Linked DNA regions of Homo sapiens: region 1 is linked to region 2. A link is a contact called in ENCODE Hi-C or POLR2A ChIA-PET data. All regions are on one chromosome and are shown on one strand. Each heading gives the region's core, a stretch centred on a gene start or an enhancer-like site at or near the end of the contact. The rest is flanking DNA. Distances are from core to core; before and after follow the strand shown.

Region 1 (3,080 bases), core at 520-3,019, 350 kb after region 2:
CTGAGGTGCCCCGAAGTGAAATGAATCCGGGTCACAAGATGGAGACAGAAATGTATTGAATTTTTCTTCTTTTGTGTGAATGACACCTTCCAAACAAGACACATTACTCGTAGTCAAGCCTGCCCCAGAAATCATGTCTCCAAAGCTTCTATTAAAATAGAAGCAGAAAACAACGTTGATGGGAGTTTACATTATTTCTTTGTTTCTGCGAACCTTTATGTATGCCTTACAATGCACCAGGCAGCATGCAAGGCACTTTACAGGAATTGTCTCATTTAATCCTCCCCAAAACCCTGTGAGATGGGTATATTACCCTATTCTACAGGTAGGACAACTGAGGTTCCGAGAGATTAGATGATTCACCCAAAGATGCAAAGGACCACAGACAGGCCTGGGCAGAATTTATGCTCAGGTGTGTCTGCCTCCGCGCCTATGCTCCTAATCTCTACACCAGATTGCTTCTCGCCTTGAGACTCTTTAAGTTGAATAACACAGATCTATTGGCAAAATTCTGTCTACACCTTTAATTGAATTTTTCCTTGAGAATACTTCCTTTAATCCGCAGAGATGGGTAACATAAATTAAATACTACTACTATTTACAGAAATACTAGTTGGCTTCTCTGATGACATTTTACATAAGCTGCAAGCTGCTCTTCAACTGTTGTTATGTGGTTTGAAAATATATTTGATAAATACAATGGTTATCACTAAAGAAGAAAAGTTAAAAATAAGGTGAAACATATCCTATGATCAGTTTTATTAAAATTTATCTCATTTCTAGAGTACTTCTCTTTCAGGGGATATATTTTTAAATTATAAATTCAAACATTTTCTCATTAAAAATAAAATTATTTGACAATTAAAATTTAAACTTTATAGGGCCAGAGAAAGGAGCTCAGGTGCAAATTGTAGATCAGTGTAGTCTGGCTGGACTAGAAGGCAGCTTTGCATGAGACAGTGAGTTTCAATGTCTGAGTCTTCTGAATAAAGGAAAAAATCTGTTCCTCAGTCCTTATATCCAAATACTATGGTGTTAAGGGAAAAAAACGAAAATAGCATCACAGTTAGGGCATGCAATATCAACTAAATACTTTCAAAGAGAAAGTAACCAAGAATTTGAGTTGTGCGTTTGAAATTATAATCATTTATTCTATAAGGTATGCAAAAATAAATTCTTAAGGATATCTACTTGTATTAGTGCTATAATTAGTTTTCATTTTCCACAATTGAAAATAAATGAAAGAGGACTGAGGAAGAGAAAAAAGCAGAAGTGCTGAAATAAAATTAGACTATTAGGCCTGATGCGGCGGCTCAGGCCTGTAATCCCAGCACTTTGGAAGGCAGAGGTGAGTGGATCACCTGAGGTCAGGAGTTCAAGATCAGCCTGGCTAACAAGACGAAACCCTGTCTCTACTATAAATACAAAAATTAGCTGGGCATGGTGGCAGGCGCCTGTAGTCCCAGCTACTTGGGAGGTTGAGGCAGGAGAATCGCTTGAACATGAGAAGCAGAGGTTGCAGTGAGCCGAGATCATGCCAAAATACATAAATAAATAAATAAATAAATAAAATTAGACTATCAAATTTTATATTAGTCTTAAAGGACTCATGCTTTCTACTCTTCATTTTTACTGCTTTTGCTTTTTGTGGTGCTTCCAGTTGCCTGGCCTGGCCCTCAAGGATTTACATGTTAGAGACAGATCCTTCAAGCCCATTCTCTAGGCTCTTTGGTATGACCCAGGAATGCTCATAAAACTATCAGCAAGTACTGTAAGTTTGGAGTTTTTCATGTTCCTTCCTTCCTTCCCCTTCACTAAGCATTAGTAATTCGTTACTACAATGTTGTTTGAACCTCACTGAATAGAATGGATGGGCTGATGTGTCATTCAGCCTAATTCCAGCACTCGTTTTTTAAACATCTATATATGGAACACTGATTTTAATCTCGGGATGTTTCTAATATAGCTTCCTTTCAAGTGTTTCACTGAGAAATAAAAGTAGATGTGTAAAGGTCATGGAAGAATCTAAAATTAACACAGGGTGGCACATTTGAGCCAACTGATGGGAAAACAGAACGTGAGATTTAGAAAAAATTGGGGTGTGTGTGGGAACTGAAACACAAGCTGTAATTCTGTGGTTAGGATTCTTGCTCCTGTCATGGATTTGTCTCATACAGGACACATTTCTCAAGGTACACTCAGAAGGATTTCAATGGAAATATTGCTAACACATTAAAATGGTAATGATTCTCCAACCTTACAGAATTAATGCTGTGATAACGTATTTCCTGTGTGTTTTTTCTAACACGGGGTTCCTTCTACTTCCTACTCCATATCTACAAACCTAACAGTTTGGCAACACCACTTAGACAATACGAAAGTGCACATTTGCTACTAGCAACTCCAGTTGATGACTCACTTTTCACAAATCTGGGCCAAAACTCGCCAATAAGGAAACTAAATTTTATTGTCCTCTATACCCTTCCTTAAGTTAAACAAAAAAATACAACAAAACAAAGAAAAAAAATCCAAGGTGCTCCAGCGTGAGTGTGATCGCTGCCCCACTGATCTGTGGAGTAGCATTGCTGGGCAGGCTACCATGTGACGGTGGATAAAGGGATCACCGCAGTCTAAGCTGGGACTTTAATTTGCTTTCTAAAAATGTATAGAAAATAAAAACAGTTTTAATTGTGAAGGAAAAAGCACTGCATATAATTCAGAAACAGCAAAACTTCCATTTTGTCACCATCATATGACAGATACATTTTTTCACACCCACAAAAAGATATATTAGTAGATGCTAAAAGTAAAATTACTAAATTCTCCTAAATTCAAGATATGAACTCAATCATTTTATTTAAAGTCTAATATATTACAATTACAACTGCTAATGGGATATGTACCATATATATAGATATAAAATATATCTATATATATAGAGAGAGAGACTTTGTTTAGTGTGAGTATTAAAAGTTTTTTCAGTGCAAACAATTGTTTAACAAAGTCTTCATTGTATATGATCACAATCAGTTTAGGGAATTGCATAAGGGTACATATGACATTCACTTTACTAAAGTAGT
Region 2 (3,433 bases), core at 578-3,077:
CAAGCGATCCACCCGCCTTGGCTTCATAAAGTGCTGGGATGACAGGTGTGACCCACCGAGCCCGGCCAATATAAAAATTATTAATAATATATTTTACATTCTTTTTTTCATACTAAGTCTTCAAAATCTAGTGTGTATTTTACAATTAGAGTACATCTCAATTTGGACCAGACACACTTCAAGCTCTCAATAGCCACATGTGGCTGGTGGCTACCGTACCGGACAGCACAGATCTAGACCTGTGATAGGAATCACCAAAGGTTCTCATTAAAAAAGCAGAGTCTGAGCGTTTTGCCCCAGTTTTGAGTCAGCATGTCTGGAATGGGAGCCAGGAATCCACATTTTAAACATTTGCTCAGATGATTCTTACACAGTTGTTCAACAGACCACATGCTGAGAAAGGATGATTTATTCTAGTCCATTGACTTGTTTGAAAGATAACATGTGCGTCTCAGTGTCTCATAGCCTAGTCCAAAACCATGTTCCATAGCATTAGTTTAAAGAGACAAGAGATGTCATAACTATAGAAGATATAGGGGAAAGTTGTTTTTTGTTTTCCAAAGAAGGAATGGAGAATTCCTCCCACAAGAGAATCTTTCGGCTGGGTGCAGTGGCTCACGCCTGTAATCCCAGCACTTTGGGAGGCCCAGGTAGGGTGAATCTCCTGAGCTCAAGAGTCCGAGACCAGCCTGCGCAACATGGCAAAACCCTGTCTCTACCAAAAATACAAAAAATTAGTCAGGTGTGGTGGTGTGCACCTGTGGTACCAGCTACTTGGGAGGCTGAGGTGGGAGGATCACTTGAGCCTGGGAGGTGGAGGTTGCAGTGAGCCAATATTGCACCACTGCACTATAGCCTAGGTGACAGAGTGAGACCTCATCTCAAAAAAAAAAAAAAAAAGAAAAAGAAAAAGAAAAGAAAATTTGTTGTTCTTAAAAAAAAGAATCTTGCATAGTTTCTCATACAAATCCCGAGGAAAACAACATTTTCCTTCAGCACTTACTATTGGGCTATTTCTGCATGTATTTTTTGAAAATTTAAATCAATACACCTATGAGTAATGTTTTTCTGTTTTTAAGGAGTTTTACTTCCTCAATCATCTGCAAATGTTTTAGGGGAGACTCAGTGTCCTACACACCGCACTCTCAAACAGGAAGTAAAAACTACCTTGTGACTCAGAAAATGCCAGAGAACCAGACTCAAACTAGACCAGACTAATACGGTTCTTTCTGTTTTCATGCAGCAGGTTATATTATCTAAAGTAATGGTAAGACTGCTACTGTATCCTCACATCTGCTTATTGTTTTCTTATCTCCAATTTCAACTCAATAATAGTTAAACTCATAAGTGAATTTGCTTCCATAAGTATAAAACTGTCCTTCTCAAGGGCGACAAGCAAGGAGAATTATGCTAAAAATGGTATCTTAGAGTCCTTTGTGGTCTCACCTGTATCCGTTATCAAGACCCTTTTGCTCACAAGGAAATGATTTTCGAGAGAAGGTCCACGTACATCTGATTTGTGGGTAGGCTTTAAACCTGACAGAAAAACAAAACTCTTCATATTGGTCAATTTCATAATCTTCACTTGAATTGGTAGCATTTATAAATCCCTTTTCTGTAAGAAAAAATAGGCATTTATGAGTTAGTTAATAATATTCATAGGGAAACGTATTGAGAAGATAAAATAAACTTGTATTCATCAGTTTAACACAGGAAAACTCAAGTGTTGGCATGCTGCAGGTCAGGTTGGATAATCCAAGTGAAAACCCAGGAGTCCTATCCCTAGTTCTAAGCCTGAGCTCATCATCTTTCGAAGTTAAGAAATGTTTAAAAAAAGAAAGAAGGAAAGAAAAAGAATGGGATGTAGATAATTGACTGTCTGGCCCCTGCTCTCAGCCAGCACCACTCTTCCATTGATGAGAGAGAGTAAAATAAACTCAAGGCACAAATAAAAGAGCGATCTGGCTAGCAATATTCACGAGGTTGCCTTATGGAACACTTCCTTATTAATCTGCTAAGAGCATCGCTGTATTTCTCGGCATTTTCATTATGGCTGAACGCTGTGCCCTAATCTGAGATTATTGAACTGTGGTTATTTTCAGATCCTACATACCCCACCAAAATTTCAGTGCATCTAAGGGCTTGTACTGTCTCTCAGTGCTCACTGCCCTAACAGTGCGGTTAGTTGGTTCTTAGAACTAGTATTTATTGTCCATTTTGTGTCAGGCTCTGTGTCAGGTTCTGGAACTACAAGGATAGAATGAGTTGTTCTTGTCCTTAAGAAACTTACAGTCTACTGGAGGATAAAAGTACACAAACAGATGGTCATATTACAATGTGTTATATGCAAAGACAGTGGCATTCAAGCGAGCCTGGTTTAACGGGAAAAGGAAGAGGGTGGGCAGATTATCTTTGCAAAGCTATTCTAACTCAGTTTCTTTCTTAGTGTTTGATAGTAGCATTATATTGAAATCAGAATTTGTACCACATACTTCACATTCCACACTACAGCGACTAAAAATAGGAATAAAGATTGTGTGAGCAGCCTGCATTACCTACGATGGTAACCAAAGCTGATTGACTGGGATGCTTTGAAGAGGAACAAGTGTAGTATCCGGTGTCGTTTCTTGCCACTGATGATACAAAAGCAAACAGAATCCGTATCATAGTTCTGTTTGTTGAATAGGTACTCATCTCAAAGTAGTTGCCCTAGGTTTTAATAAAACAGAGTTTGCATTTAATGTTTTCAATCCAGACTATTAGTTAATTGTTCCTGCATTTTCAGAATACAAACTTGTCCTATTACCTCCTCGAGTGCTTTGTTTTCTAATTCCCAGGTGAGCCCGAATCCATGGTTCACATGAACAGCTTTGCACCTTATCCATAAGGGTTCCCCTACTTTAAGAAATAATTGTGGCAATGTGGTCTGAGGAGTTTGATTTAGATCTAGGAGATGAAAACATCCCAAGTGAGAAAAAAAAAGTGATTTTTGCCTCATCACAAAAGATATCCTGAACATTCTGAACAAAGACTTTAGCATCATCTCAAATATTACTAACCACATTAATAAAAGAAGCTTTTAGAGACTGACTCCTCTTTTATGAAGAAATCAGCATTTACAGAATCCATAATATTGCATTTACTGTGACCTGAAGGAATGATAGGATTTCTGAAGTTGAATGATCACCTACGCAGTTACTGTTAGTCCCTGATAGTTGCTAAGAACCGGTCACTGAAAATGAAAGTGCATGATATTATAGTGTTACCTATTGTGAACAGCCTGGTGCATTCCCTGCCCAGTTCATTTCTGGCACAGCACCTTATGTCCGTCCCAAATAATTCATGAAGCACTTTTTCCTCCTTTTTAACAACAGCTGGACTTTCTTCTTTACAGCTGCAATTAGAAAAGAAGTACCATTTGGCTAAACAAGTT

Evidence for each region. Hi-C counts contacts between places; a loop is a spot of excess contacts on that map. ChIA-PET counts read pairs that join two places held with the same protein, here RNA polymerase II (POLR2A). Pooled maps may share reads with other maps.
Region 1: a loop to region 2 is called in a pooled map, with 2.2 times the contacts of the local background. The contact joins two enhancer-like sites. A Hi-C loop is called at or near these places in 1 of 37 single-sample maps with no recorded cell type and 1 of 50 pooled maps. POLR2A ChIA-PET finds 5 or more read pairs at or near these places in 2 of 52 experiments (activated T-cell and naive thymus-derived CD4-positive, alpha-beta T cell).

The regions. Positions count from the first base shown.
Region 1 is chr13:28,399,647-28,402,726 of GRCh38, forward strand. All of the region lies in intron 11 of FLT1 (fms related receptor tyrosine kinase 1), which reads right to left. Among named protein-coding and RNA genes, the nearest start is that of FLT1, 94 kb to the right of the region's middle. Within about 2 kb of position 1,770, at least 3 of the 41 ENCODE cell types and tissues checked have a DNase peak (open chromatin) inside an H3K27ac peak, as active enhancers do.
Region 2 is chr13:28,046,829-28,050,261 of GRCh38, forward strand. It overlaps FLT3 (fms related receptor tyrosine kinase 3), which reads right to left. Exons shown (of 24, transcript NM_004119.3): 6 at 3,267-3,394; 7 at 2,807-2,946; 8 at 2,556-2,709; 9 at 1,447-1,615. Among named protein-coding and RNA genes, the nearest start is that of FLT3, 52 kb to the right of the region's middle. RefSeq lists an enhancer at 3,246-3,433. Within about 2 kb of position 1,828, at least 4 of the 41 ENCODE cell types and tissues checked have a DNase peak (open chromatin) inside an H3K27ac peak, as active enhancers do.